3 separate regions of the Homo sapiens genome follow, and regions 1 and 2 are each linked to region 3. A link is a loop called in an ENCODE intact Hi-C map of the cell type or tissue named here. Cell type or tissue: PC-3. All regions are shown on one strand. Links, peaks and the distances in the headings refer to the core of each region. The heading gives the core; the rest is flanking DNA.

Region 1 (10,677 bases), core at 1,428-9,427, 310 kb after region 3:
AGTGGCCTTCTGCCATTGGAATCTCATGATATAATGTGAGGGCTTTCTCTTTGATTCTGTAGATCTCATGTCTTGATGTTCCTTCCTGGTTCTCTGGTCCTTTTATTCAAATGTGCTCTCTATGCTTTATTTGCTGCATTTCTCAGTGACTCCTTAGGTCTGAATGTGTCACGCTCCCAGTAAAGAAGCACTTCTTCAAGAACAGGATGAAGAAAGTTTGGGGTGGTTGGTTGATCGAGGGATTGTACTCTTTCTAAGTATTTATAGCTCATCTGTCTTCTGATGTTGGTTCCTTAGGCTTCTAGCAGGCACGTGTCGCATTGTTGTTAAGCAAAGCCGGTATGTATGTTTGACAAGTTAGCAGCGTGGCAGCTCAGCTTGCTTCCCAGCCCTGCCGCAGTCTCAGGGATTGTTTGGTTTGGCAGGTAGCCAGCTCTCTGCTATAAGATGCATTTCCTTGACAGGATAAAATGTGGAGCCGCATTAGCTGCAAAGTTTACAAAGGTTAGCTAAACACACACAATAAATATTAATAAACAAAAAAGGCCCACCCACCTTTGGCTTTAAATTTTGTTTCTTCATTTCGTGTTTTAGAATCCTTGTAGTATTTGATTAATAACTGGTCTTAGGGTAATTGAGCCTTAAGTATCCTCTGCCTAAATCAGATTGCTCACTGGCCTCTCATTTGCTGCTTAGTGACTCATTGCCACAGTGCATGGGGCTCTGGAATGACTGTTTAGTTTAAGGGGTCTTATTTGCCTCTCCCTGTTTCGGCATGAAAGGAGGGTAAATATGCTTCTCTGTAAGAACATATACTAATCAGCTATATGTGTGTGTAAAGGCTCTGGAGGGTACAGGATGTGAACAGGAATAGAGGTGAGGTGTCCTTGGACTCCCTGGAAAGCAATTGGACCTTGGTCTGTTGGCTTGGGCAGTTGCCTCTCTCTAACATTTACACCCTCAGTGAAGAGGGAGAGAGTAACAGTAACCTGCTGCCCCTGGAAACTGCCTGTTTGGCTGGATGTCTTGGAATTTATCAGGCCTACATTGTGGATCTTTTCCAATTCTGCACCCTGCTCACTTGAAAACATATTTGAGAACTAGTAATCTTAGACTGCTGAGCCAGACCTCTAGAGAACCAAGAAAGAGAAATAACTCTAATACTGTGCCCTTAATATTGTCCTGGGCCATTTATGGGTGGCTGAGATTTCTGAAAGCCTTTGACAGCCGCTTTCATTATTCTGTGATTCATGTACATTCTCTCTCTCTAGGACCACATTAGGAGGAATCTAACCCTGCTACATTTGTAGGATACCTGAGTATAATAATGATATGAGGAAATCAAATTATTTCTCATGGAGTAATGATTTTAATTTGAAAATTGTCTCCAGCTCTACCTAGCAAAGCAATCCATTTAGGCATGGGTGAACTGTAGCTTTTAATTCATTCCTTTGGTGAACATTTTTTGAGCACCAGACACTAATCTAGGCACTTGGGATATGTTGCCAAACAAAACTGACTGAGATCTTTGCCCATGAAATATGTGTTCTAGTGGGGAAGGCAGACAATCAGCATCATTAATAAATAAGTTATATATTATATTAAAAGATGATACATGCTATAAAAAAAGAAAAGCAGACTAAGGGGAGTTCTGGGGCACAGTTTTAAATTGGGTGGTTTAGATAGCAATGACATTTAAGCAAAGACTAAAAGAGATGAGTCTTGGCTCAGATGGATTTCTTCTACATAGGGTTTCATAAACATGACTTCATGAAGTTATGTTTGTGACTCTCCTTATGTTTCCATATACCTGGCTGTGGCCATCTGGGAATTTCCAGTGGTCTATCTCAAATTAGTCTCAGTGGTGGAGCACCTAGAAGCTGCACTTTGTAGACCATGAGCTATTGATATACTTAATTACATCTTCCCAACCAGGAGCAATTTTATTAGGAGAAAATGTGACTTTTATATGTATGCATTATAAACTAGGTTTTACAAGCATAGGTACAAAGCAACAACAACCCCCCCCCCAAAAAATACCCAAACTATCAAATTAAATATATCTTATTTTTTCAAGTTTTTCTGTTAATATTTACTCACTATTATATTTGTTTTATCATCTTTTAGAACTTGCTAGCCTGGGTAGCAGGCACCATAGATTTGAGAAAAATTGTGGAAAGCAAGCCTAAAGTTGTGAAAACCTGCCCCTTTAACTTAATTTTCCCCCCAGCTGATGGGGAAAACACAGCCATTCTGATTTGATTTTCTCTGTACAATATCCCATTCCTCTTCAGTGGTACATAGGTTAAGAACCACTCTTCTAGAGTAAGTCTGTTAAATCAGATATGAATTAAATAAAAGTCTTGTAGACTCTTTTCAGCTTTCTCCTTAGTTCCTCTGGAATCTCAGGTAAGGGTTTGCAGCCATTTACCTATTTTTTTTTGGCCTATTTTTTTGCCATTCACATGGGAGTCAGAATTTTTATTTCTTTGTTTTTTTCTTTCTTTCTTTCTTTCTTTTTTTTTTTTTTAAGAGACAGAGTCTCACTCTGTCACCCAGGCTGGAATGCAGTGGCACAATCATAGCTCACTGAAGCCTCAAACTCCTAGGCTCAAGCAATCTTCCTGCCTCAGCCTCCTGAGTAGCTCGGACTACAGGCGCGTGCCACCATGCCCAGCTGGGAATCAATGTTCTATCAAAAAGGATCTGAGAGATTTCAAGATATTCTGTCTTAACAAAAGAGTGGAATGAGTAGAGACAAGGAACCAAAGAAATTCAGCCCAAAGTAGATTTAGGAGACGTAGTCATGATTTTCATTTTACCACTAGAACTATAAAATGCTAATATCTAATCATACCCTTTTCCCCTTTAGTCCCTATATATAGTTTGACAAGTGATAGATTATTAATAAACATTGAATTAATGCTTCCACTCATATCTTGTTCTATCAGAGTGAGTTCTATAGAACCTAGTACATGGGGTTTCTGTTTACTAACATTAGCTTCATCTTTTTTCCCTTTAATTCTGTCCACGCTATCCCTCCCACCTCTGCCCTCTTACCACAGACAAAAATTAAAAACAGGTTATAGTTCTCACTGAGAACTTGTGGTTCTTTTCAGCCCCAGAGCACCACTTATTTTCCTTACCAGTAATGAATTCATAGGATCATAACTTCCAGTGAACCTTCTCTTAAACAGCTTTTCATTTAGGTTAATGTCAAGTCTTTGTATTCTGTATCTCTGTTTTACTTCTGCTGTTGTCCTGCTGTTTTATCTCATAGATAGGGAGACATTATTAAATGCCTACAAATGTGCATTGTTTCTGAAAAAGCTTTATGAGATTTGGATCTTTGTGAACTAAAAACAATAACCACCTGGTCTCAATCTGCTGTCCAGAGGGACATATTGTATGTGTGTAAGAGCATGAAATTCGCTTCAGTGGTAAGTGTAACTGAGTTATGTGGATTTAGCATTCCATGATGCCAGCCTCACGTGGTAATGGACCTGGGAAACCTAATTTTGTGGTTTCAGGGCTGTCCAGAAAGGGAGATAATGTCAGGAAGAGAACATCTTTTTTATTTTTATGGAGTATCACCCAGATAATAAGTGATGGAATGGAATTTTACTTCAGGAACACAACTTTATGGTTTAAAAGAAAATGTCTGAAAGTTAGAGGTAAACCATCAGGATGATATTTGATATAGTAGACTAGCCATCAAAGTACCAGCAGGATTGTTTCCATTTTTATCTGGCCTCTTTAGTCAACCACTGCGCTTTTCCTTTGCAGAGTGTTGTTCGCTGCCTGTGGCATCCAAAGCTGAACCAGATCATGGTTGGAACTGGAAATGGATTGGCTAAAGTCTATTACGACCCCAACAAGAGTCAGAGGTATTTCATAAGTATTGCCTGTTTTAGATGGATGACAACAACTGGGGGGAGGGATTTCCCTCCCACCCCCGCTTTTATTTATTTCCCACTTTGATGGAGATCCACCCATTTAGAAAATGCAGCTGGAACAAAGTAAAGCCTCAAACTCCTGGTATTGTGCTTTAAAAAGGATTTGAATATTGCCCTTGATCCACACTGAATTCAAAGCGAAAGTTTCCTGGGAATTTGCAGTTGTTTAGCTGAAATGTTGAGTGCAAGGGGGAAAAACGTTCTGCCCACTTTGCATACCACCCTGGACAGAGGCATTAGCAGTGATACATGTAAGAGATTTAACAAAGCAGGGAACTAACCACTTACAGGAAATGGAATCAGCTTGTCCATTTTGCTTCTTTCTTTTTTGGCTTCTAGCAGTTTGGATGTTTGGCAAGATTATTCTCTGTCCGCAGAAAGGGACAGCACAGATACGTTTCCCCTCCACCCCCATGCCCACCCAAGTTTCAAACTTAAGCATACCACTGTATTTCAAAAGTCTGAAAACGTAACTAGAGGTTCAGTCATTTCCTCAGTTATTTCCGTTTTGCTTAGGCACAAAGATGGATATGTGTCATCACCCAGAAAAGATGGTTTTGTTTCTCTCTCTTAAAGTACAGTGACTGATAAGCTTTCTTTAGAGTAAGACTTGGTTAACTAGCATTAAAATTCACATGTGAAATTTACTGGGGTCCCATATAAACCTGTTTTAAGGTCCCACATCCTTTGAGGAAAGGAAAGCCAGCCTCTATTAATGAATATTCATTGGCCATAATTTTGCTCTGAATAGAAGCAGACAGCCCCATCTTCCTTCAGAGCTTCCTGGACTAGAGTTGGAATCCTGGCCTTATACAATAAAGTATATTTATGGTATTTGAAAACAAATAGGATTTTATTTGTTTTTTAAAAAAGAAATTAAAAATGCTAATGTACTTAGGATGGGAGTCTGTTTCACTTGAGAAAATGATGAGCCTCATTTGATAGCACCCATTTAGAAGGCACTTTCTGTGGAAGCTTTGCTTTAAGAAATTTACTTATTTGTATTTGCTTCTCTTGAAAAGGATAACTCTGTACTACTAAGGAGAAGTGCAATGTTCTAAGCACATTTTTGGTTAATCCCACACATTCTTGGGCCATAGCCCCTCGGCAACACTGCCAAGCCAACTCAGTTCCAGACACTTGTACTCTTGTATTTGAAAAGTGGACATATGCCATTTGGGGTGTAGACCACCCAGGTTGCTTTAGTCTGAGACATAAACTAAAATTTTAACCCTGTGACCTTTAGAGTGAAAAGGTTGGGTAATTTTATTATTTAAGATCTTAAAATTTCACATTATTCCTATAGGTTTTGTAAACTTGTGTCCTGTTGCCCTGTTACCTCTCCAACCCTCTTGCTTGTTAATAACCACTGACTGACAGACTTGCTTTTCCATAAGTTTAAGCTTTTATCACTGAGAGCCCATCTGTTGCCATCCCTCAGAAAGTCAAGTACTTGTGTAGATGGAGTGCATGCACAGAGTATGTTCCTGAAAGTATCTCATGTTTTCAACATGAAATTTTCTGTTTCTAAGACCAAGTAAAGAAAATAATTTGCTTTTACACCCGTTAGGGGAGCAAAATTATGTGTGGTTAAAACCCAGCGGAAGGCAAAACAAGCTGAGACTCTAACTCAGGACTACATCATCACCCGTAAGTCGTTAACATGCCTCTCAATCATGCATCTCTCTTCTACTCTCATGTGGTTTTGATTGCATAGCTTTAGAGACAGAGAAAGCCCTCAGAATTCAGGCATATATTACAAAATTGCCCATTCATGTGGATAGGACTACGAGTCATGTAACAGCTAACCTCTGTGGCTTCTGTGACTCATCACAGGGACAGGGTTATTTCATGCAGCTTTCAACCCAAAAGGGAAAAGCCTGTTCGAGTCCAATACATTACTTTATAGCAGTTTTTTCAAGAGTAACAGTCTATTCCAAGTGTGAACAAGAAAGAGTGCTGGTCTTGGAATCAGGAGGCCTGGGTTTGTCCAGTTCCACCACTGAGTGGCAATGTGATGTTGAACAACTTAACTTTTAATCAGGGAAGTGTGGCGACCAGAGGAAGGGTCTCTTCCAGCTTTCTCTGAAATTCTATGACCATGTGCTAGACTGATCCACAGGAATTTGTATATAAAATTAACTACCTGGGGTATGAGTAGAAAGCTTACTAGGGCAGAGTGGTTTCTCTCACGTATGTCACACAACCTCATTAATCTGGCAGATGTGTGTTCCCAGAGCCACAATCTCAAACCTGCAACAGGTGACAGCTAGGAAAGAAATAATGGATGCTACAGCGATTATCATTAGTGGATGGCCCTGTGGACTTTATCAGTGACTCAGTCTGGAGCCCAGGGGGCGCTGTACTGCTGGGTTTTCTCACTGGTGGTGGGTCTCATATGAGACCAAGTCCCTTGGAGCTTATGACCAGTAAAGAGATCCCATGACACTTTTTGCAAGAGTAGAAGTGTTAAAGTCAGTGTCATAACTAGTCTAGCTCATGTAATTACATGCGGCCTACTTAAATTCCTCCAGTCGTTTGAAGTGAAAAGCTATTTTCCCCCTCCTAAAAATACTGTTGTGTTGTGTTGCCCAACTGAGTGACGGGTGGCTATGTTTCTCAGCTCCCCTGACTCAAGGCAGGCATGTTTTACTGGTGAGTGATATGGTCTGGCCTCAGTTGGCAGTATAGGTAGAAGGTAGGAGGGGATACTGGAAGAGGTTTTGAGGTGTTATAGACATTTTATTGATATTATAAATTCCCTTTAACCTTTCCCTTCCTTCCCCTGGTCCCCCGGGAAAAGTTTCTTTTAAAGGGGGTTTAATCTGCACGTAAGAGTCAAAAGAAACTGCTAGTACTTTTCTGGGGCAAAAAAAGGGAGTTATTTAATACTTCCCCTAATAACTCTTTCCTTTTCCCCTAGAATATTATACTGTTTTCCTTTTTAAATTCTTATAATCTTTTATATTCTGAAATTTAATTTTGACATTGAGTAAACAGTAACAGCAATTGAACGCATATTACTTTGGTTTTTATTTTCTTATTTTGCTACCATATAGCAGGAGGGATAAGGCCCCATTAAGTCCCCATGCCAAGAGATTTAGGCACCTCTTGCATTCATGGCAACCTTTATCCCAGTTTCAGTGGGATAAGTGTTCCTCCCTTCCGGTTACTCAGTGTTGTCAACTCCTCCTGAGAGGTGGTCACATTTCAGAAACGTGTGAAGTGATTCCAGTGTTTATGAGACATCTGAGGAAACTTCAGGGCTGACAGCAAGCTGTTGGCATTATTCACATTTGGGTCCTGTAAGAAAAAATAAGAGGCAGTCCCAATATGTGTTTCTTTTCAAAACCACGGTAATTAAGTTTTAACTGCTACCCATGGTTTGGGAGATGGGGAGCCTCACCGATGTTTCCATGACAATATTTGACAGTATTTCCTGAGTGCTGTTAGCTGCCAGGAGAGGTGACCAGTGAGTCTGGTCTCAAGCAAAATTGGCTAATTGGTTACAGTAAGACTGTCTTTTATTATCAGATCAAGACTGTCATTATGACTTCCATTTCATCTTTCAGTTAGTCATGCTTTAACTATGTTTTTGGATGGGAAGGTTATTGTTATAATGAAATTTTTCAAATGTGACTTCTTGTAGCTCATGCCTTGCCTATGTTCCGTGAGCCCCGCCAACGGAGTACAAGGAAACAGCTGGAGAAGGACAGACTGGATCCCCTGAAGTCGCATAAACCTGAACCTCCTGTAGCAGGCCCAGGTGACTGTGATCCAGCTAGTGACCTGCAGAGGGGGTTCAGAGGCAGGGTGGGGTAATTGATATAAAATTGGGAAGGTCTTTTGGGCCTGGATGCTTCTTTGTCTTCAGAGAGATTTTACTAGTGTTTTAAAAATGTTTTCTTTTTAGTAACAGAAAAGCTGATGCAGAATCCAGATGTATAAAGCTGATAAAAATTGAGCTTCTATACTGAAATAGGGAGGAAGACTGGGGCCCTTTCTGCTTGGTCTCCAACTAGAGTTTTCCTAGCTGGCCTCAGGGGAACTCGGGGGCTCAGTGGACCTTGGAACCCAGTGTTAAAACCACTGCTCTCAATATTGGCTTAATGTACAACACTGGGCACTTTGACCAGAATCCAGGCTGGATTAGGTTTCACACAAGGCAGAATGTGGCCATCATTTAGATTTGTGTTGATATCACTAGAAGATGAATAAAAGTCTTTAGAGTTTTTGAGAAGTAGGTACCAGAAGAAAGCCAAGCAGCACTGGCTAATAGTATAGCACGTACCTTGACTAGAATTTCATTTTCTGTTATCATCTGTGTAGTTTCTATTTGGTCTGCTCCTTCAGCATAGAAAACATTTTGCATATCTATCTTAATTATTTTTTTCATTTTTTTCTAACACCGTCCTAACTAAAGTTTCCAAAAAAGATTTTTTCTTGGATTATTGTGAACCCTTCTAACTATGCACCTTAGTCTCAAGTCACTCCCTTTCTCCCACCTCACTTCTATTTGTCTTATACACAGCTTTAATCCCTAACTCCATTAGCTTTTCATGTTGCTACAGCCTCCAAACCTTCATAAGCTTCCCACTGTCCAATTGTCTTTCCAGAGATTCAAGGTTCTGTACAGTCCAAATCAAATCTACCCCTGTAGCTTTACACCTTACTTCTTTCCTGCTCTGATCTTTTGAGATTACTGTTGGTTCAATCCTGTCCCCAAATACCCATTGAACTTTCTTCTTTCTGCATTTTTGTACTTAACCCATTCTGCTTATTGAAAATAACCTTCTTTACCTCCTAAGCTTTCACAAATTGGATCCATCTCTTTCATAAAGACCTGTTCAACCACCTGAGCCTGAAGTGCTATCTTCCTCTAAGTGCCATAATAGTTACTGGCCATACAAATTATCTCACAGTTAATTATTTCCTGCCTTATTTAGTTTCTTCTTATCTTGATTTATGAAATTAATCTTTTAGTGTTATTTGGCTTTTCATATGTTTATTTTATCTTCCTAAGAAGTCCTACATCTTTCTGAGTACCAGTCACTATACTAGCTGCTAGAGATCTAGTGGGGAACAAATCCCTGCCCTTAAAGAGGTTCCTATTTCATAGGGAGATTATAGTACAGCAGAGCAACATGAATCAGTATGTTTAGCTTATTTGTTTTCTCTTATAATACTCAGCAAAGTACCTGTAAGGGACTTGGAAGATGCCAAGCCCTAAGATATGTTTATTTAAATAGCATCTAATGAATATTGTTTATTTTTATTAATTGAATTCTAAATGTTGATGCCAGAGGAACTTTTTAAAGCATATAGATGGCAAACTATCTGTAATTTTTTCTATATTGGTATCATTCTGTAAGTTAAGCAACTGAGACATAACAAAAAAATCTCTTCCTATTTAAAAGTGCTATCGGGAAGTTGAGGTTTGGTGATCTCTTTGGTTCTGATTGTCATAAATCTAAGCTGAAAGGATGAAATTTAAGTACTCTTGAGATTTGTGCTCAGATAAGTACAGTGTACACAGATATACCTATGTATCCTCATGCTCATTCAGTTTCTAATTTGGTTTTTTTTCTTTTGCAATAGGTCGTGGTGGCCGAGTTGGAACCCACGGGGGCACTCTCTCTTCCTATATTGTGAAGAACATTGCTTTGGACAAGACCGATGACAGTAATCCTCGGGAAGCCATTTTGCGTCATGCCAAAGCAGCAGAAGACAGCCCATATTGGGTTTCTCCAGCATATTCCAAGTGAGAATATAGCTTTTTAAAACAGGAAAATTGTTATGTTTAATGAATTGGGGAGAACATAACAATGTTGTTTTTGAGTTCTAACTTCTCTATTTCTTATTTCATACTTAGATATGAAAAATAGGCCAGGTACTCATGGTCTTTAAACCTAGGCATTTGTATGTATCATAAGACTCTAAAATCATGAATTTTAAAACTAGGCCCATTCCATCAGAGTTGTAGCATAGTGTAAACCATTATGTGAAGCCCATCCTGCCCATGATTAAAACAAACAACAAACAAATCACTGCTTATGTGCATTATCTTAGTTGACGAGGGTTAAAAGCAAATGAAGCAGTTTGTAGGTCTGTTATTATGAACTCACTTTTATTTATAGAGCTGTATATGTAAGTAACACTGCAGAGTAGATCCTGCCTGCTCGTATTCCCTCAGACAGCTTAGCATGGATGAATAGGGAGTGGTTCCTAAAGCTATCAAACCAGCTACATTTACATTAAAGATAGGTACTATTATAGAATTTTCCGTTTTTATTTTTATTTATTTATTTAGAGTCAGGATCTTGATCTGTTGCCCATGCTGGAGTACAGTGGCATGATCATAGCTCACCGTAACCTCAAACTCCTGGGCTCAAAGGATTCTCCTTCCTCAGCCTCCTGGGTAGCTAGCACGACAAGCATGCACTGCCACACCCAACTAATGTTTTAATTTTTTGTAGAGACAGTGTCTCACTCTGTTGCCCAGGCTGGTCTTGAACTTCTGGTCTCAAGCAGTCCTCCCACCTCAGACTCCCAAAGTGCTCGGATTACAGGCATGAGCCACTCCACCTGGCCAGAATTTTCAGTTTCTAAATTTTTAAACTTTTTAAATTTAATTTTAGATTTTTAGGAAAGTTGCAGAAATAGTACAGAGAGTACATATATACTACTCACCCAACTTCCTCCTAATTTAACACTTTACATA
Region 2 (10,677 bases), core at 808-8,807, 610 kb after region 3:
ACCTTCCTTAGTCAACTTCTATCCTCACCTCTGATCTGGAAAATAGGGATGACACCATCAAACTACTCAGGATTTCCACCACTAATGACTACCTAGGACTTGCAATAGGAAACGTTGACTGTTTTGACCATTTGTAAGCCTGACTTCCCAGATCTGGGGGCTCGCCCAAATGTCTCCATTTACTAAGCTTTTTGCAGGCCCTTCCAGGCCTTAGGGTCTAAAGCCTGACAATGCTCTGACAAGACTTTCTGCAGGCTTGGCTAGTTCTTGTGGGACTATGAACACACAAAGTGAAGGCCAATTGTATATGTGCAGTTTTGCTCCTTATAGAGAAGCCTGAGTTATTAACTAGGAAAGAAATGGAAGAAATGTCTTAATTTTTTAGAAACTTGGCTTTTTCCCTGGTTGTTTCTTCCCTTTGGGTGTCAGTTGTCTTTTGGCTTTGTCAACCAAAAGAAAAGATTCAATGTGTTAATTTGAAAAAATCTTTAATAAGAAAAAAAGACAATTTTTATACATCGTTATTTGCCTGTGAGTCAGATATTGTCTCTTGGCTGACTGCAATATTTACTGTTTCTACAGCAAATGTCCTGCTGCCTTGTGTGATTTTGTTAGCAACCGACTTCAAATCTATTTGAGCATATTCTTTGCTGCTCTTTAACCATTGTCCTAAGAACCAAGCCCTCTATTTGTCATTTGCATTTTTTTTTTTGAGATGGAGTTTCGCTTTTGTTGCCCAGGCTGGAGTGCAATGGGGCTGTTTCAGCTCACTGCAACCTCCACTTCCTGAGTTCAAGTGATTCTCCTGCCTCAGCCTCCCTAGTAGCTGGGATTACAGGCACGCACCCCTACGTCTGGTTAATTTTTGTATTTTCAGTAGAGACAGGGTTTCAGCATGTTGGCCAGGCTGGCCACAAACTCCTGACCTCAGGTGATCTGCCCGCCTCAGCTTCCCAAAGTGCTGGGATTACAGGCGTGAGCCACGGTGCCTGGCCAGTCATTTGCATTTTGGAGCACATTCTCTGTGAATATGGGCTCCCTTCCTCTTTCGCTCTCAATTTCTGCTGGTCCTGCCTCACTTGACCTGTTGGGCAGAAACCAACCTCATAAAGGAAATCAACAGCAGACATTTAATACAACCTTCTTATGATGCTTGGAGCAGGATTAACATCTCCTGCATAGATGACTGAAGAGTGATTTTGCAAAACTGTGCTTTGTGTAGCTGCTGTTTGAACGCACATGGCTTCCCATGAAGTGAGGGACACATGCACCAAGATGGGCTCCTGCTGCATTTCTGGATGTGTCCTCTCTAATGCTCAGTCTACTCCTAGCAGTGTGACCTTTGCTGCCTCTGCCATTCCACCCCCAGCTCGGTTGGGGGAGCTAGATGAGGGTTCAGAATAAGAAAATGTCTCATTGTGGCATCTTCCTATCTTGTGTCTCTCCAAATAACAGGGTGCTAAAAATGTGGCAGTTCCCAGAAGTCAGAGTGTGGGAATGATGCTAACGGTGGAAATGCTCTGAGATTCCTTGATTTCTCTCATTTTATCCAACCCCTGCCTCCCTACTCCCATCCATCCCCACATCCTGGTATAGCAAGGCTGAATTACAACATGGCAAGACACGTCCTTCTGGGACTGTTTACAAGGCTGCACTACTAGGAGGATATTCAACATAGATCTAACCCAAGTGAGTACTCATTTTAATGAGTAATTTTACAGAGGAGGGAATGGGCTCTTAAGGGGTTAAATGGCTTGTCCAGGGTAGACACTGTCAGTTGTAGGCAGGACTGCGCCCATTTGACTCCCAGGCTTGTGTTCTTTTTTACAAAAAGTGTTCTTTTATCCTACCTCCTAACAAGTTAGGCTCTGTGCAACAGTTACCATGAGGCAAATTCAATTCCACTTGAGGGAAGTCCATTTTGTTTGGGTATCAGCAAAACTCGCAATATTAAGAAAAGCCTAGAAATGTAAGTCTGCATTAATTTAAAATGTTAAGCACTTTGGAAGGCCGAGGCAGGCAGATCACTTGAGGTCAGGAGTTGGAGACCAGCCTGGCCAACATGGAGAAACCCTGTCTCTACTAAAAATTCAAAAATTAGCTGGGTGTGGTGGTGCACACCTGTAATCCCAGCTCTCAGGAGGCTGAGGCAGGAGAATCGCTTGAGCCTGGGAGGCAGAAGTTGCAGTGAGCCTAGATGGTGTCACTGCACTCCAGCCTGGGCGGCAGAGCAAGACTCTGTCCCAAAAATAAATAAATAAATAGTAAATAAAATGTTAAGCAACACTGACACTTCTGAGGAGCTCTGTGGTGCTCTTTGTGTTCATTACCATGTCTGTAAGCCTTGTATTTGAGTGGGATGGTTGTTTCATGCCTGAAGGGTGGTGTAACTTTGTGCGTCTATACTTCTAAAAAGAATGTACTGAGAGTTTAAAGCCTTTCTGGGATAAAGTTGAAGCCTTTATACCCAATGCATTATTTTCTTTCAGATACTATGGCCAATGATGCCCATTCACCCTTTGTTTCTCCCTCCCTCATTCCTTCCTTCCCTCCCTCCCTCTCTTCCTTCCTTCCTTCCTTCTTCCTTCCTTCCCTCCTTCCTTCCTTCCCTCCTTCCTTCCTTCCTTCTTTCCTACCTTTTTTATTTTCCTTCTTCCTTTCTATTCTCCTTCCCCTTCCTTCTCCTCTATCTCTTCTACTTCTTATCTTTCCTTTCTTTGATAAAAGAATGGTTGAGAGTGAATTGTCAAGACAAAGCCATAGAGTATGATTCAATCAATGCTAACCACCCTCAAATAAAACGCTATTTACTAATCTCCTAGATTAAATGAACAAAGAAACAAACAAAAAAACCCAACCTTGGAAAAAGAAGGTATGTAGCAAAGATATAAATAGGCATCTACCTAAGATTATAACATTCTGACTTCTTAAAGGCATTCTTATGAAGAAAACATGAGCTTGGATGACATGATGATGAAGTAGACAAGATTTATATCTACTTTATTCCTACATCCCCTCAATTTTGAGTCCAGATCTGAGACTCCCATGGGTATAAAAATGTGCAGGGGAGTAATCTAGCTTCCCAAAATTCAAAAAACACAATAGCCAATCTAGCATGACATCTTTCCTAACTTTCCTTAAGAGTCTAGACATGGTCTCATAGGAGTGACACCAGTTGTTATAGGCCAGAGGGCAAAACCCCATTTGGATTTTATTGCTAAGATGCCTCAGGACAGAATTTGTTCTGGTCAGGCTGAAATAAGAAAAGGAATTAATATTAAGGAGTTGGAAGTGTGAAACTGAGCTCGCGTCTAAGGAACACAAATACATTCCAGAGAGACTGAAAGATGCTAATTTTCTCATGAAATGTGGCGTGGGACCTATCCCCTTTTCAGCTAGGTTTATCATATAGAAGTAGGTGTGTGGCGGGGGTTGGGGGGGTGTATGTGTTGTCTTTTCTAGAAACCTCTTTCTTGTTTTTTTGAGGTTAATTAAAACCATATTTGATAATATGAAAATAGCTCTAACCATGATGGTTTTCATCAATTCAGGGCCTTTCAAGTATTCTCCTGGCATTCTGAGACTAAAGGTGTCATGATCACCCTAAGCCATTTGGAAATTGTCATGGCAAATTGTGCAGTAAGTACTTCCTTGTGAATTTATGAATCTCATCAGATTTCGGAATGTGCTGATCTCAGAGGTGAGGGCAGGGATCCGAGCCTGACTGCTTCACTGCTCATCCGTGGCTTCCTTTTATCTTCCTTTCCAGTGCAGAGCTCCAAAGAGTTTTTCAAAGCCCATTAGACTGCCCGATGACATTCTTAACAGAAGAAGGAACAGTGTTTGTTTAGTTGAATTAGGGGAAGTCTCCTGTGGCCAGTGAAGTTTTATTGAGCCATTTCTAGAAGAACTAAAAAAATCAAGTGGGCTTCTTTGTTTTGTGCTTTATTGTTTATTTACATTTGCTTGAAAAGGTAATCTGCACAGGTTTGATGTCAGCTGGGAAGTGGGACACCATTCGTAAGACAGACAGGAGGACTCTGGGGGAGAAAATATTTGGATAGACAGACCACTTGGTTGAAATGGAAAGAGGGAGTCAGAGAATTTCATTATGTCAGTAATGGGCTTTAGTGGCACTTTCTGAGTGTATAATGTGTTGGGTAGTGAAGGTTTGCTGGGGGGTCGAAGAAGCAATTGCCAGCAAAAGCAAGATGTGCCAGATGGAAAAAAAAAAAAAACATAGGGAGAAGATTAGTTAGCTTTATCAATAAGGAAAAGTTGGGATAGAACAAAAGCACAATAGCACTGTATCACATAGCCAAAATTATCATAGAGGTATAGATGTGTGTGTGCACATGTGTGTGTGTGGGTGAGTGCATGTATGCATGTGTGCAAATGCGTATTCACTATATATGTGTGTGTGTGTGTGTGTGTTGAACCTAACTTACTGAATACTTGCCATGCACCGGGCACTGTTCTGGAGTGGTTCAAATCTCATGACTCTTTGTCCTCCGAGTGGCACTTTGCTTTAGGTAAACATGTTTGAGCCTCAGGTGCAGGATTTCCCTTGCTTGCCTTCAGGGGAATTTAAAGAAATAATAAAGCAGAAAGTCTACAACTCTACCTGGTATGGGATTTAATGAAACTACTCTCATCGATCTCATTTTATAGAAACACAGAGAAGTTAAGTTTGTCCAAAGTCACATGGTTAGTAAGTGGAATTGGTAGGATTTGCCCCAGAAAGTGCGGGGCCAGAACAGTGCTGCTTTGCTGCCATAGTAGCACTTTCCCTCTCTACAGGCACTCCTTAGTTTTCTCTGTTTGTCAATATGCCAAAAGTGCACGTAAAATGATGTTCGTGGAAGTATAATTTATATAGCACATTATTGGAAAATACCTGAATGTTCCACTAGAGGGAATTGGTTAAATACATTTTGGTATGTTCGTGTGAGAGGGCACTATACAGCTGTTAAAAATAATATTCTCAAAGAATATATGTGACTACTAGGCTTAACTAGGTTATGTTACATGGAAAAAGCAGGCAGCAAATCTGTATGTATAATTTGATGCTAATTTTGTTTTTTAAAACTACTGTGAAGGGAAAAATGGAGACAATCTAACTGTATATGAGAAGAATGAGTAATAAACTGTGGCTTAGTCATTCAATGGAATACTACATCTAGTTCAACTGAATGAAAATAATCTCCATGGATCAACTTGGGTAAGTCTTAAAACATAATGCTGACTGAAAAAAGCAAGGTACAAAAGAATACATATGGCATTGTATCACTTATGCAAAAATCTAAAATGTACAAAAGTAATATACATTTTATGAATCTAATTGCATAGTAAAGGTCAGGTGCAGTGGCTCACACCTGTAGTCCCAGAACTTTGGGGGTCCGAGGTGGGCGGATCACTTGAGGCCAGGAGTTTGAGACCAGCCTGGTCAACATGGCAAAACCCCATCTCTACTAAAAATATTAAAAAATTACCCAGGCAGGGTGGCCCACGGCTGTAAGCCCAGCTACTCAGGTGGCTGAGACAGGAGAATTGCTGGAACCCAGGAGGTGCAGGTTGCAGTGAGCCGAGATTACACCACTGCACTCCAGCCTGGGCAACAGAGTGAGACTCTCTCTCTCTCTCTCTATATATATATATATAGATAGATAGATAGATAGATAGATAGATAGATAGATAGAAACATTTTTGTACTTTTACTGTATATATATATATATGTATATATATATAACAGAATGAGACTGTCTCTGTATATATATATATATAGAAACGTTTTTGTACTTTTACTGTATATATATACAGTACTTTTTGTAATATATATACAGTATATATATTCGTATCTATATACAGTATATATATTCGTATCTATATATATACAGTATATATATTCGTATCTATATATATACAGTATATATATTTGTATCTATATATATACAGTAAAAGTACAAAAACGTTTCTATCTATATATATAGAGTAAAAGTACGGAAACATTCACAGGATCTATACACACCAGCTTTAGGATAGCACTTCTTCATTTCCTTTAGGAATGAGAAAGAATTAGATGAGTTTCAGCTGGATCCATTTTATTTCTAAAGGAGAGAACTGAGCAAATGTGGTAAAATGTTAACATTTGTTAAATCTGAGTGGCGCATCCCTAGGTTTCTTTTATACTGCTTTCTGTATGTTTGGAACATTTTATAATTAAAATTTGTCTGTGTGATATATAATAAGGGTACACACGTGGAAGAGGTTAGCGGGCATCAAAACATAAAGAGCGACTATGTTGGAAAAGTATAGTGCAAACTTATTTTCTTTAAGTTTTTCTGTATTTTTTAAATCTATATAGTAAGTGTGATATAAGAAATAAAAGCAAGACACGTCTTTTTAGGAAGCATCAATGTTGTAGGCAAAGAGTGCTGCAGTGGAATATGGAATCTGCTTCTATGTGACACTGGTTGATTCGCGTAGGCACTTTGTAGCAGTAGATACTTTGCAGCAGTTTCCTCACCTGCACGGTGGTTTTATGGGCCGAATGCTCACTAAACTGACTTATTCTTCCCGGTAACCTGCATACAGACCTCCCAGGCCCTGGCGTGAAGGTGGCACTGTGACTAGCTCTTGCCGATGGAATGGGAGGAGTCAGTTAGAAGTAAGTATGCCTGCTCTGACGTTTCTCTCTGCCTTCTGTCTGCTGTGTGGATGAAGTCTGGGGCATCCTGAAACCCTTTGTTGAGATGGGGGAGCCACAGCAGGGGAGGACCTGGATCCCCACGTATCACCACAGGTGTGACAGAGGCCCAACCAGAAACGTACCCCTTGAATTTTGTGAGAGCAAGAAGTAAACGTTTGGGCTTGTTTGTTATAGCAGGTAGACTACTCTGACCAATACAGGCTCCATCTGTCAGATCCCTTCAAGTTCTGATACTCTATGAATGCCAGAGGCCCTTGGTTTAAAGCTGTCTCTCCATTCATTTATCTCTTGATGAAGTTCACTTGTCTCAGGGACAGACTTATCTAAACCAGAAATTTGGACATGTCCAAAAGAAATAAACTGCTGTAATAACAAGTGAGTTGAAAAGATAAAGGACAGTAGCCAGAAGACCAGGGGAAAATCCAGAACTGAGTAAGTCTGGGCTGTACATGGCTTGAGACTAAGGACAAGAACTTGAACATTTTTTGATCTCTTTATAACCCCCCAGTCTTATATATTGTAATCACTTAATCAATACCTGTTGGATAAATGAATACATGTGTAGGAAGCTGCTATCAGTGATAACCACATACCTTGAAAAGCCACTGCTGCATAATTTCTAGAATTATTAACCTTTTAGTTTTGTGAAGGGGGTAAGAGCACATGATCTGGACTCGGAGGGGTCAGGCAGGCTGGGTGAGAATCCTGGCTCTGCCTCTTCCTTAGCCTTTCCAAGCCTGTTTTCTTAGGCATAAAATAGGGATAAAAATGCTATAAAGCCCATAGTCATTTTGAGGATTAAAGGAGTTAGGTAATGCAGGTGAAGCACAGGCCTGCCCCACAGTTGAGTAACTTGGATTTATGACATAAATTCACGGTGATCCTAAGTTAAATCAAGATAAGACTCTTGCTGGGCGCAGTGGCTCATGCCTGTAAACCCAGCACTTTGGGAGACTGAGACAGAAGGATTGTCTGAAGCCAGGAGTTTGAGACCATCCTGGGCAACATAGCGAGACCCTGTCTGTACAAAAAAAAATGTAAAAATTAATCAGGCATTATGGTGTGTACCTGTAATCCCAGCTACTTGGGAGGCTGAGGTGGGAGAATCACTTGAGCTCAGGAGTTTGAGGCTGCAGTGAGCTATGATTGTGCCACTGCACTCCAGCCAGGGTAACAAAGCAAGACCTCTGTCTCTAAAACAAAACAAAAACAAAAACAAAAACAAAAACAAAAACAAAAACAAAAAATATGACTCTCTACCTCTCCTTACCTAGTTCTCCCATAGGCACTATCTAAGTCAGCACAGGTGTTGGCCTTGACAAGATTAGCATTGCATTGGTAGAATGCTCCAAAATGGCCTCATTAAAGCATCATTACATCATACTTGCTGAAGTAATCAATGATTCTCATGGAACAAGAGCACAGGAGGTGAGAGAGCACTGTTTCCTAATGCAGACGGCCTTCAGGATCACTTCCTGGCTGAATGACCTAGAGAAGGGGACGCGAGTACACCCGTTTCATTTTCTCATCTCTGAAGTCGGGGGAGAACACCTGCCAGCCGTGCCGTTTATTGTGGGGGTGAAACCAGTGTTCCTGAAGCTCATGGCCTGGCACAGAAGGGTGCTCCTGGGTGTCATTTCTCCCTCTTCATGTCACCTCTTTGAAACCCAGCCCTAGTTGAAGCTCAGATGATATTTCTCTAGTTTTTATACAGAACACTGTGGTTTTGGTAAAATTCACATTTTGGGAAGCATTCCCACCACCTCCCCGTCTCCAACCTCCATTTACTTGAAGGGAAATGGAATCTATCTGGTTTTGATTCATTTACACTCCACTTGTTAGCATTGGTTTGTAAGCATCAGCCAACATCCGAGTAACTCTTGGAACCTTGTTCTAAAGGCTGCATTTTCAAGTCTAGGAAGTTTATTTTTCTTTCTTCTTTTTAAAAAAATGCTAAAAGGAAACTGGACTTCAGTACTAGTTTGAGTTTGGGTTTATTTTCTGTGTATGACTGGCTTCCAACAAATTTGGTTAAAAAATACACTTTGCCATTGCAGGTTTTACAATTTCAGCTCAATTGAATTTACTCTTGAAAAAAGTTTTCATATTCTAACCCAAGGGAAAGCTTTTGTGTTCTGTTGCTGTTTTGCTGGATCATGGAATTGTTAACTTTTCAAGATTTTTGGTTTGCCACTCAAATGAAAAAAAAAAAAAATGAAGACCTTTACTGCGTATTTGCATGGTATTGGCTTTCTGTTGACCATTTGCATGGTATTGGCTTTCTGTTGACCTTATCTTTATTTGATTTGGTAGAGGGTTTTGGTAGAAATTGGTAAGAAGTTTCATTCATGAAGACAGACTTGGGAAATTACATGTAATTATCCAAGCCTATACTCAACAAGAGGAAAAACAGAAAGAAGTTGGATGCTTCCCTTGGAGTGGAGGGTTTCTCAGAGGTTTCTACTGAGCAGGACACTCACTCTCTACCGTATCATTTTACCCACCAGGCCTGTATAATAAACACAACCTTAAGACAGTGCAGTCTACTTTCCGTCGTGTAGTAATAGGCTTCATCTGCTATTTCTAGCTAACAATTGTTCATTGTTCATGTTGCCTCAAGGTTTAGAAACCGGAACTTCTCCCTGGTTCCCAGGAAATTGAAAACAAAGAAGGAGGTAATTTCCACGTGTATAGCAGCCACTCCATTTGCTAAAGGTCTCAAGTCGGTTATCTGTGTTTTTTAGATGAGTCTGTAACAGATTTGATTTTTGTGTAAATCTCAGACAGGAGATAAAGTCTTCTCTTGAATTTCCATTTAGGTTGTTTGTTTGAGGCTCAAATGAGCTTTCTGGACAGACTTGGTAAGTATTGTTAAGTTTGACTAAAGTACCCATTTGTGATTTCATAAGGGGATCAGTAAATCTTAATCTTCTAGTCCTCTACCTTGCTACTGTCTAGAGCCAGTGCATAAAATGTCACAGTGATAATTTTTACCTCCATCTTAATTATGAACATTTTAAGCTAAGGGAGCTAAGGGAGACAGACTCATAAGTATCAAATTGGTTTTCTTTGTTCCTATACCCAGATTTTCATATGGTCAAAATACCCATGGAATATATGAGTGGCAGCAGTAAACAATCCTTGAAGTTCTTGCTTGTTTAACTTGACTGTTGGTGATGCCCAATGAGGCCCTGTCTGCTCCAAGCAAATTACATAAAAAAGATGTGAATAAAAACTCATCAAATACTAACAGAGGTGAGATCTGGGAGGAGTGGAATTACATTTATGGTCTGTTTGTTTTCTTTTTCTTACTTTTCTGAATTTTTATACAGTGAGTATATGTGTGTATGTGTGTGTGTATTTTAAGTTTTTGTTTACAAAAGAGATAAGTACATATGTTTGTTTTTTTAAAAAATCAAGCTATAAAGAAGTGTATAGAGTAAAATACATAAGTTTTTTTTATTCATCCTCTAACCACACTCTGCTTTCTAGAGATCATAATTGGTTTGTGTGTAAATTTCCAGACCTTTTCTCTGTTTTACCTGTGTAATTGTTAACATCATATTGAAAGCATGAGATTCCATACAGTACAGGTAGAAAACAGTTTCCCCTTGCTGTCTCTATAACTATAATATGCAGATTCATTCTCACACTCTTGGACAATCATGTAGAATAACAACTCTTCCAGTCCCTTCAAGTCCCACCCATCACCCCAGGCACTCTGGCTCTTGGTGCATCTAGTGGGTTCCCGCGGCTTGTGGGCAGCCGCTGACAGATGCAGGTGCTGGCTGGGGAGAGTAAAAGCTTGCCCTCCACCCAGTAGGTGTGTGTGTGTGAATGTGATCAAGAGATAGGAAGGTTATGGGTGGAGTGTTGTCAACCTCTCTACAGGTGGGGCCCTTTTCAAGACCATCCTGGCTGGCTCCCTTGCATATGGCCTAAGGGCAAGACTGATGCACTCTGGCTCC
Region 3 (10,677 bases), core at 1,365-9,364:
GTTAAACTAAAATTATCAAGACTGCATTATAAGGAAGAGGTGGGAATATTGGTGTAGTTTATATGACTCTACCTGAAACAAAAGGAACTAACGAAAACTGTTAGATTCATTTAATAATGTTCAGTTTAAAGTGTTAAATGTGAAAGATAACTTTTTCACAATAGGAATAACAACAAATAATTAGGTGTAGTCCAGGAGTTTGAGATTGCAGTGAGCCAGCCATGATCTTGCCACTGTACTCCAGCCTGGGGACAGAGTGAGACTGTCTCAAAAGTAATAAAGTTAGGGAGAGATGGGCCTGAATATAAAGAATAGTATAAAGCTTTTCAAGACATAACATTTAAGTAAGTCAGGCCGGTGTAGTGTTTACACCTGTAATCCCAGCACTTGGGGAGGTCAAGGGGGGCTGGATCACCTGAGCTCAGGAGTTCAAGAACAGCCTGATCAACATGGCGAAACCCCATCTTTACCAAAAATACAAAAAATAATTAGCCGGGTGTAGTGAGCACCTGTGGTCCCAGTTACTCAGGAGGCTAAGGCAGGAGGATCACCTGAGCCTGGGAGGCGGAGGTTGCAACGAGCTAAAAATCGTACCACTGTACTCCAGGCTGGGTGACAGTGAGATTCCATCTTAAAAAAAATAGAAATAAGTCAGAACCACTAAATAATTGGTAAATATTTCTCAAATTTTTCCCACAGAGGTTAAATAATTAGTCCAATTTATTTATTTGCCTACTTTAGCTATTAAGTGAGAGAGATGTTATGCACACGTAGGCTATCTGTGCTTTTTTTTTTCCTTTTACGCCTTTTGTCTGTTTTTGTAGAAACGGGGTCTTGCCATGTTGCCTAGGCTGGTTTCAAACTTCTGGCCTTACGAGATCCTCCTGCCTTGGCCTCCCCAAGTGCTAAGATTAAAGGTGTGAGCCACAGGCAGGTGAGCCACTGTGCCCAGCCTAACCATGCTTTTACAGTATGATGCTGCCTCCCATACTTAGAAGCCTGTGGAATTGAGTGTGGAGCCTGTTTTAAGTGTATATTAGTTAGTGTATTATTAATTTGGCTGCCAGTGACAGAAAATGCAAAACAACAGTGGCTTAAACAAGATAGAAGTCTTTTCTCTCCCTCACATTAATGAATAAGGAGTTAAATGGAATAGAACTAGTTTGCAGGTCCAGGATATCTCAGATCTCGTCTGCGTCTGTCTTTTTTTCTGCCATCTTTAGTATACAGGCTTCAAGTTAGATGCTGTAGCTGTAGCCATTAATTTTGCATTTTTGTCAGTAAGAAGGTAGAGGGACAAGGTCAAGCGCAGTGGCTCATGCCTGTAATCCCAGCACTTTGGAAGCCTGAGGTGGGTGCATCACCTAAGGTCAGGAGTTTGAGACCAGCCTGGCCAACATAGTGAAACCCCATCTCTACTAAAAATATAAAAAAATTAGCCAGGTGTCATGGCACACGCCTGTAATCCCAGCTACTCAGGAGACTGAGGCAGGAGAATCACTTGAACCTGGGAGGTGGAGGTTCCAGTGAGCCGATATTGCACCACTGCACTCCAGCTTGGGAGACAGAGCGAGACACTTGGCTCAAAAAATTGAAAAAAGAAGGTAGAGGGATAAGGATAAAGAAGCCTCCTCATTTTGAACTTTGTATCTTTGTTTAACTTGAGAAGTGTAATAGTTTTTCTTTTTTGGAGGCCAGGAGTCTACCTAAAATTTAATGCTTCCAATACAAAGAATGGATGATAAGGGGCAACTAGCAACTAAGCAGTGAGTATCTATATTCAATATTTGTTGCTTTCAGTTATAGCAATGACAAGTTATTTATTTTGAATTTTTTTGGGTCTTTTTAGCCATTGTGAATGGTTCTTTAATATTGTGTGTGTGTGTATTATATATAATATATATAGCATGTGTGCTTATTTGATTTTATTTCATACTTGTGAACATTAGCTACCTTTCTCCAAAGGAATAAAAAGTGTAAAGTTTATTGGTACTAATGCAATCTTTAAACTCTTAAGATTTGGTCAGAGTATTAACATGCATGAATTTCATTTTTATTATTATTTTTTAGATGGAGTTTCATCTTGTTGCCCAGGCTGGAGTGCAATGGTGTGATCTTGGCTCGCTGCAACCTCCGCCTCCTGGGTTCAAGTGATTCTCCTGCCTGAGCCTCCCGAGTAGCTGGGATTACAGGCACCTGCTACCATGCCCAGCTAATTTTTGTATTTTTAGTAGAGATGGGGTTTCACCATGTTGGTCAGGCTGGTCTCGAACTCCTGACCTCAGGTGATCCACCCGCCTCGGCCTCCTAAAGTGCTGGGATTACAGGCGTGAGCCACCATGCCTGGCTGAATTTCATTTGAATTCTTTTGTGTCTGGTTCTGCTGTGTAGTTATTCTACTGTTTCTCTTCGGAAATGAGATGTAATCTTTTTGGTTTATTTTATTAAGGGAAGATTCCAAAAAACTAGCCTCAGCCGAGATTTTTGTCAAGCTTGACTGTGTATCTGTCAGGTTTGTTTATACCGAGGATCACTGAAGCACTCATAAGGGAAATGAAGGTATAAAAACTGCCTTTTTCCTTGCTCCCACTAACAAATGTGAGAAACTGGCCTTACTTTTTTTTTTTTTTTGGAGATGGAGTTTTGCTCTTGTTGCCCAGGCTGGAGTGCAGTGGTGCGATCTCGTCCCCCTGCAACCTCTGACTTCTGGGTTCAAGCGATTCTCCCGCCTCAGCTTCCCGAGTAACTGGGATTACAGGTGTGTGCCAGGATGCCCGGCTAATTTTTGTATTTTTAGTAGAGACGGGTTTTCACCATGCTGGCCGGGCTGGTCACAAACTCCTGAACATCAGGTGATCCACCCACCTCGGCCTCCCAAAGTGCTGGGATTACAGGCGTGAGCCACCATGCCCGGCTGAGAAACTGGCTTTTTTTAAGAGAATGTTTTAGTTATTCACTCTTTCCCGTTATTTTTCACAACTATTATAATTCATTCCTCAGTTAGCAGTGGCTTTATCAGTAATTCAGAATATTTTTTCAAAGACATGTCAAATCTTTCATCACAATAGGCAAATATATAGAAGACCTGATGCATAAATCTTTCAGACTTCACCAATCTCTATGTTGCCCATTCATTTTCTCTGAGAAAGGGGTCCACTAGTGTTTTTTTTTTTAAGAGATAGGGTTTTGCTATGATGCACAGGCTGGTCTAAAACTCTTGGGCTCAAGCAGTGCTTCTGCCTAAGCCTCCTAAGTAGCTAGGACTACAGGCGAATGTGAGTCCACCCAGCTTGGAGTTTGTTAGTTTTTTTTTTTTTTTTTTTTTCTTTTTTAGAGACAAGGTCTTCCCATGTTGCCAAGGCTGGTCTCGAACTCCTGGGCTCAAGAAATCTGCCTGCCATGGCCTCCCAAAGTGCTGGGATTATAGTTGTCAGCCACTGTGCCTGGCCTGAGTCTGCTAGTTTTGACTTGAGTACTGATGAAAACTTTAATGCTACTTTCTCATTCCTCCAGTTTCTGCTTGTTAAAATTCTGTGTACCCTTTAGGGACCATTTGAAATATAATTTCCTCTAAGCAACCTCTCCAGATGCTAGCTGCATTTGCTACTTCCCAGGCTTGGTTTCTGGCTTCTTGTTGTTAAATCATTATTTGTGTGCTTGTCCTAACTCCCTTACCTTTCTTTTCCAATCATATATTAAGACCTCAAGTACAGGAACTTTTGTATGAAAGGTATGGTAGTTTTTTAAAAGTCCTGTGTCTTCTAATGCAATACCTTATAAATGGTATGTACAGAGTACATATTTGTTAAATGGAATTGAACATTTTTGGTTTTTATAAATGAAAAGCTTGTGACATTCAAATGTGTTTTTTCTTTATGACACATAGCCCTTAGTTTCTATATGGAAAATGGAAGTAGGTATGGAAGTGTGAACAAAGGAAATGTGAGCATAGAACTGTAAATAAACATCTATTTCCATAAGAACCATTATACATGCCTTGCCCTAACCTTACAATTTAGATACATTATAGTTTAATAATTGTAAGAGCTGCCTCAAGATAGAGATGACTTAGTTAATTAAATTTATAGATTAAAACTTTATTCTCGCTTTATTTTGATAGCTTATGAACCTACCTGGCAAATGAATCAGAAAAAGTTGTAGTTTTCTTTCCTTAAAACAGTCACACAATACTTTCTAAAAAGTGTGATTGTTTTTATTAAGGTGTAACTATTTGTTTTTTTATTTTTATTTTGTGGAAATAAGGTCTTGCTGTGTTGCTCAGGTTGGTCTCAAAACTCCTGGCCTCAAGCCGCTTTCCTGTCTTGGCCTCCCAAAGTGCTGGATAACAGGTGTGAACCACCATACCTTGCTTTTAAGGTGTTATTTAATATAATAATGTGCACAGATCTTAAAGGTTCAGTTTGGTGAATTTTGACAGTTGTATATATTATGTGAAACCACCATCCCAAATAAGGTACAGAACATTTCTGTCATCTCTATAGTTCCTTGTGCCCCTCCTAGTTACAATACTGTTTACAAATGATTTTTTTTTTTGGCCAGATGCAGTGGCTCACACCTGTAATTCCAACACTTTGGGAGGCCAGGGCGGGTGGATCAGTTGAGGTCATGAGTTCAAGACCAACCTGGCCAACATGGCCAAACCCCATCTCTACTAAAAATACAAAAATTATCCGGGTGTGTTGGCACGCACCTGTAATTCCAGCTACTCGGGAGGCTGAGACATGAGAATCACTTGAACCTGGGAGGTGGAGGTTGTAGTGAGCTGATATCATGCCACCGTACTCCTGCCTGGGCTACAGAATGAGACTCCGTCTTGATTTGAAAAAAACAATTTGATAGCTCTAAAATTGGAAGCAAAATTACCAGAGTACTTACTAGTAGGTACGTTATAAACCACACTGTCCCAACTGTGATTAATTTTTTTGTTTCTTATATGTATTTTACTTCAGTTACTAGTTAGTAGTTGGATTTAGTTTTACTGCTAAAGGCACTATATTAAAAATATTAATTATATTATAATTTCTTTTTGATAAACTTTTTTTTACTTATTTTATTCCATTTTGTTTATCTATAATGGTAATAAAATTGTTCTTTCCAGTAGAATTTGAAGGATTATGATTATTTTTCTTAGAACTAAGTAAAAAAAAAATTCAAGTGGGAAGTATCAGAGAAAACAGGTGAAAAATCATCTTTTGGCTGGATGCTATGGCACATGTCTGTAATCCCAGCACTTTGGGAGGCTGAGGCGGGCAGATCATCTGAGGTCAGGAGTTCGAGACCAGCCTGGCCAACATGGTGAAACTCTGTCTCTACTAAAAATACAAAAATTATCTGGGCGTGGTGGAGCACGCCTGTAATCCCAGCTACTCGGGAAGCTGAGGCAGGAGAATTGCTTGAACCCGGGAGGTGGAGGTTGCAGTGAGCTGAGATCTTGCCATTGCACTCCAGCCTGGGTGACAAGAGTGAGACTCCATCTCAAAGCAAAACAAAACAAAACAAAACATCTTTTAACCATTTCTATTACTTGTTCATGATTCTAATTTTTTTTTTTTAGGGATGAAGGAGGTTCTAACTCATAATTAAATGGAAACTTTAGGATTACTGAGGATTTTCATTATCTTTGCTATCCTGTTTCCCATTACTACAGAAAATAGAAAGTTGGATTTTTATGACTGTAACTAAGGGCTGGATGTAACAGCAGCTTTCTAGTTGTGAGCACCTGTTCTCCATGAACTCTGTCTGACTCCCTGGCTAGCACGTTCTGTGGTGGGGAGTCCAAGTTTGGGCCACCACTGTGTTGCTTTGTCTTCTGGTCTGAGGCATCTCATCCCCTTGGCCTTGATCATTGCCAGCCACCTGTATCAGTCAGTCTCTTTCCCTGATACATGGGGAGAGGCTGAAGAATTCAAAGCGGGAGAAAACTATCTTTTAGTTCCCAGGAGTTGATGTAAGAATAAGGTGATTCATGTAAACACGCAACATAGGACTCATACTAGGCACTCAGAATGGCTGGGTTTTATCATTGTTTTCATCATCAATACCAATATTTGATCAATAACCAATTTAAATTTAATTGAAGTTGACTTCAATTAAAGAAGAAAAGTTTTAAAAAATTGGTATGAGAAAACTTAACTATTTTAACTTCAAAGTAGAATTAATGTCCTTTAAAACAGAGTAATTTAATTACGCCTGCAAGGTTATGTCAGCAGAGGATGCTAGAAGCTGTGTTCCAAAACCCAGTGACTATGTTCCTTAGGGTTTCGAAACTGCTAATGTGTGAAAATGGGCACTAGGGGGCAATAGAAGCTCTTTGGCAAGCATCCAGTTTTTCCCTTTGCCTGTCTATAGTGGAAGGAAAAAAAAGAATCTTTTATAAATAATGTCTTCTACAGACTGGAACAAGTGAGTTTGAGATTGAGATTAGTGTTGGAATAATTACTTTTTTTTCTCTGAAGAAGAATGCAGAAAAATTCTCTCAAATATATTTAAAATTTTATCTTAAGCTTTTTAGATAAGTAACAGAGATTCCTGACTGGGCACCGTGGCTCACACCTGTAATCCCAGCACTTTGGGAGGCTGAGGTGGGCAGATCATGAGGTCAGGAAATGGAGACCATCCTGGCGAATATGGTGAATCCCTGTCTCTACTAAAAATAGAAAAATTACCTGGGCATGGTGGCGTGTGCCTGTGATCCCAGCTACTTGGGAGGCTGAGGCAGGAGAATCATTTTGAACCAGGGAGGCGGAGGTTGCAGTGAGCCGAGATCGCACCACTGCACTCCAGCCTGGCGACAGAGCGAGACTCTGTCTCAAAAAAAAAAAAAAAAAGATTCCTATGTGGGAATTTTAAGGATAGCTTCCTCATACTTTAATATTGAAGTCTATAAAGTTGAATAAGGTTTATTTCTGTGATCATTAGTCTAATCCAAACTTTTGAAAATATATATCAGATCTTGCCGGGCACAGTGGCTCACGTCTGTAATCCCAGCACTTTGGGATGCCAAGGCGGATGGATCACCTGAGATTGGTAGTTCGAGACCAGCCTGACCAACACGGAGAAACCCTGTCTCTACTAAAAATACAAAATTAGCCAGGCGTGGTAGTGCATGCTTGTAATCCCAGCTATTTGGGAGGCTGAGGCAGGAGAATCGCTTGAACTCAGGAGGCGGAGGTTGCGGTGAGCCTTGATTGCGCATTGCACTCCAGCCTGGGCAACAGGAGCAAAACTCTGTCTCAAAAAAAAAAAAAAAAAAAGAAAATATATATCAGATCTTGTCACTTCTCTGCTCCAAACGTCTGGTTTCTTCCTATCACTTCAGGTTCTTTGCCTTGGCCTCTGCAAATCACACTGACTTTATCCCCTTCTACCCCCTGGCTTGCTCACTCCTCTCTAGCCACATTGATCTTTCTGGTTTTCTTTGGAGACCTCTATTCTTATTCCCGCATGGAAACTTTCTATTTACTCTTTCTTCCACATGGAATAATACCCAGAACTTCACATGGCTCCCTTATTTTGCTTGGATCTGTGCTCAAGTGTTACCTTCTCTGTCCATCTTATATAGGTCCCCCCTGCTCCCCATCCCACCTCTTTTCCTATCACTGCTTTATGGTACTTATCATTATCTGACATTTTTGTGTATTGGTTTATTGTCTTTCTTCACATAAGAATGTAAGTTCTATGAGGACAGTCTGTTTTTTTTTTTTTTTTTTTACTGCTGTATCCTCAGTGGCTTGACAGATACCTAGCACATAGTAGGTACTCAAGAAATATTAGTTGAATGAATGGAATGGCCATCCTTGGCTGTGGGCATGGCTACTTTCTTCCTAAACATTTCATTGAATCAAAGTTAGCTTCTGATCTAGTCACAATTATTCTTTTTTTTTTTATTTTTATTGATCATTCTTGGGTGTTTCTCGCAGAGGGGGATTTGGCAGGGTCATAGGACAATAGTGGAGGGAAGGTCAGCAGATAAACAAGTGAACAAAGGTCTCTGGTTTTCCTAGGCAGAGGACCCTGCGGCCTTCCGCAGTGTTTGTGTCCCTGGGTACTTGAGATTAGGGAGTGGTGATGACTTTTAAGGAGCATGCTGCCTTCAAGCATCTGTTTAACAAAGCACATCTTGCACCGCCCTTAATCCATTTAACCCTGAGTGGACACAGCACATGTTTCAGAGAGCACAGGGTTGGGGGTAAGGTCATAGATCAACAGGATCCCAAGGCAGAAGAATTTTTCTTAGTACAGAACAAAATGAAAAGTCTCCCATGTCTACTTCTTTCTACACAGACACAGCAACCATCCGATTTCTCAATCTTTTCCCCACCTTTCCCCTTTTCTATTCCACAAAACCGCCATTGTCATCATGGCCCGTTCTCAATGAGCTGTTGGGTACACCTCCCAGACGGGGTGGTGGCCGGGCAGAGGGGCTCCTCACTTCCCAGTAGGGGCGGCCGGGCAGAGGCACCCCTCACCTCCCGGACGGGGCGGCTGGCCGGGCGGGGGGCTGACCCCCCCACCTCCCTCCCGGACGGGGCGGCTGGCCGGGCCGGGGGCTGATCCCCCCACCTCCCTCCCGGAAGGGGCGGCTGGGGGTGGGGGGGGCCTGACCCCCCCACCTCACCTCCCTCCCGGGTGGGGCGGCTGGCCGGGCAGGGGGCTGACCCCCCACCTCCCTCCCGGACGGGGCGGCTGGCCGGGCGAGGGGCTGACCCCCCCCACCTCCCTCCCGGACGGGGCGGCTGGCCGGGCGGGGGGCTGACCCCCCCACCTCCCTCCCGCCGGGCGGAGGGGCTCCTCACTTCTCAGACGGGGCGGCTGCCAGGTGGAGGGGCTCCTCACTTCTCAGACGGGGCGGCTGCCGGGCGGAGGGTCTCCTCACTTCTCAGACGGGGCGGCCGGGCAGAGACGCTCCTCACCTCCCAGACGGGGTCGCGGCCGGGCAGAGGCGCTCCTCACATCCCAGACGGGGCGGCGGGGCAGAGACGCTCCCCACATCTCAGACGATGGGCCGCCGGGCAGAGACGCTCCTCACTTCCTAGATGGGCTGGCGGCCGGGAAGAGGCGCTTCTCACTTCCTGGATGGGATGGCGGCCTGGCAGAGACGCTCCTCACTTTCCAGACTGGGCAGCCAGGCAGAGGGGCTCCTCACATCCCAGACGATGGGCGGCCAGGCAGAGACGCTCCTCACTTCCCAGACGGGGTGGCGGCCGGGCAGAGGCTGCAATCTTGGCACTTTGGGAGGCCAAGGCAGGCAGCTGGGAGGTGGAGGTTGTAGCGAGCCGAGATCACGCCACTGCACTCCAGCCTGGGCACCACTGAGCACTGAGTGAACGAGACTCCGTCTGCAATCCCGGCACCTCGGGAGGCCGAGGCTGGCGGATCACTCGCTGTTAGGAGCTGGAGACCAGCCTGGGCAACACAGCGAAACCCCGTCTCCACCAAAAAAATACGAAAACCAGTCAGGCGTGGCGGCGCGCCTGCAATTGCAGGCACTGGGTAGACTGAGGCAGGAGAATCAGGCAGGGAGGTTGCAGTGAGCCGAGATGGCAGCAGTACAGTCCAGCTTCGGCTCGGCATCAGAGGGAGATCGTGGAAAGAGAGGGAGAGGGAGATCGTGGGGAGAGGGAGAGGGAGATCGTGGGGAGAGGGAGAGGGAGAGGGCTTGGGAGAGGGCTTCTTTTTTTTTTTTTTTTGAGATAGTTTCCCTGTGTCACCCAGGCTGGAGTGCAATGGGGTGATATCGGCTCACTGCAAGCCCCACCTCCCAGGCTCAAGCGATTTTCGTGCCTCAGCCCCCTGAGTAACTGAGATTACAGGCATGTGCCACCATGCCTGGCTAATTTTTGTAATTTTAGTAGAGTCAGGGTTTTGCCATCTTGGCCAGGCTGGTCTCAAACTCCTCAAGTGATCTGCCAGCCTTGGCCTCCTAAAGTGCTGGGATTACAGGCGTTAGCCACCGTGCCCAGCCACAGTTACTCTTTAGAAGCTGAGAAGCTAATACTCCACTTACACATTTCTAGGCTAGTCCTCCACAATTATGTCAAAAGTGTGCAGTCTTTTTAAAGCTCCCTTTCCAGGTAAGCTTTTGTATCCTCTCAAGGGTTGTTTCTGCCTCTGAGCAGTGGTTTTTATTTTGCTCAACAAATATTTTGTGCATCTGCTATGTGATGGACACTGCTAGTATGGATCAAAATGAGGATACTTTAAGGAAGATGGACTAAGTTATAAAGATAATCCAAAGCATACTTTAAGTGCAGTGACAAATATGGGGGTACTTTTTATCTGACTTTGATTATAGTCTCTTTACTTACAAGTTTTTGTTTTTTTCTTTTTTTGAGACAGGGTCTTGCTCTGTCACTCAGACTAGAGTGCAGTGGCATGCTCACTACTCAGCTGCAGCTTTGATCTTCCAGGCTCAAGCAATCCTCCCATCTCAGTCTCCCTAGTAGCTGGAACTACAGGTGGGCGCCACCATGCCCGGCTAATTTTTCTGTGTTTTCTAGAGATGGAGTTTCCTCATATTGCCCAGGCTGGTCTCGAACTCCTGGGCTCAGGTGATCTGCCTGTCTCAGCCTCCCAAAGTGCTAGGATTACAGGTATGAGTCACTGCACCCGGCCACCACCCCCACCGACGTTTTTTTTTTTTTTAAGAGACAGCGT

The links. Peaks named below come from ENCODE experiments on the same cell type or tissue, not always from the same donor. Only the 100,000 strongest peaks of a DNase experiment are listed, where the experiment ranks them.
Region 1: it touches region 3 in a loop (3-fold over the local background); 6 of 110 quality-filtered maps call a loop at or near these places.
Region 2: a loop joins it to region 3, with 6 times the contacts of the local background. A loop is called at or near these places in 3 of 110 quality-filtered maps.

What each region holds. Positions count from the first base shown.
Region 1 is chr5:37,717,329-37,728,005 of GRCh38, forward strand. WDR70 (WD repeat domain 70) reads left to right here. Exons shown (of 18, transcript NM_018034.4): 14 at 3,787-3,887; 15 at 5,527-5,606; 16 at 7,606-7,722; 17 at 9,555-9,717. Among named protein-coding and RNA genes, the nearest start is that of GDNF-AS1, 120 kb to the right of the region's middle. RefSeq lists a silencer at 259-553 and an enhancer at 6,704-7,903. In PC-3, for the core only: CTCF peaks have their summits at 6,305, 6,504 and 7,775; DNase peaks (open chromatin) are centred at 5,703 and 7,153; H3K27ac peaks cover 1,060 bases.
Region 2 is chr5:38,019,093-38,029,769 of GRCh38, forward strand. LINC02107 (long intergenic non-protein coding RNA 2107) reads left to right here and starts at 6,605. Exons shown (of 3, transcript NR_147009.1): 1 at 6,605-6,667; 2 at 9,795-9,964. In PC-3, for the core only: CTCF peaks have their summits at 4,932 (motif pointing right) and 5,131; no DNase peak of the experiment used is centred there; H3K27me3 peaks cover 4,549 bases.
Region 3 is chr5:37,406,890-37,417,566 of GRCh38, forward strand. All of the region lies in intron 5 of WDR70 (WD repeat domain 70), which reads left to right. Among named protein-coding and RNA genes, the nearest start is that of WDR70, 33 kb to the left of the region's middle. In PC-3, for the core only: a CTCF peak has its summit at 6,286 (motif pointing right); a DNase peak (open chromatin) is centred at 6,302.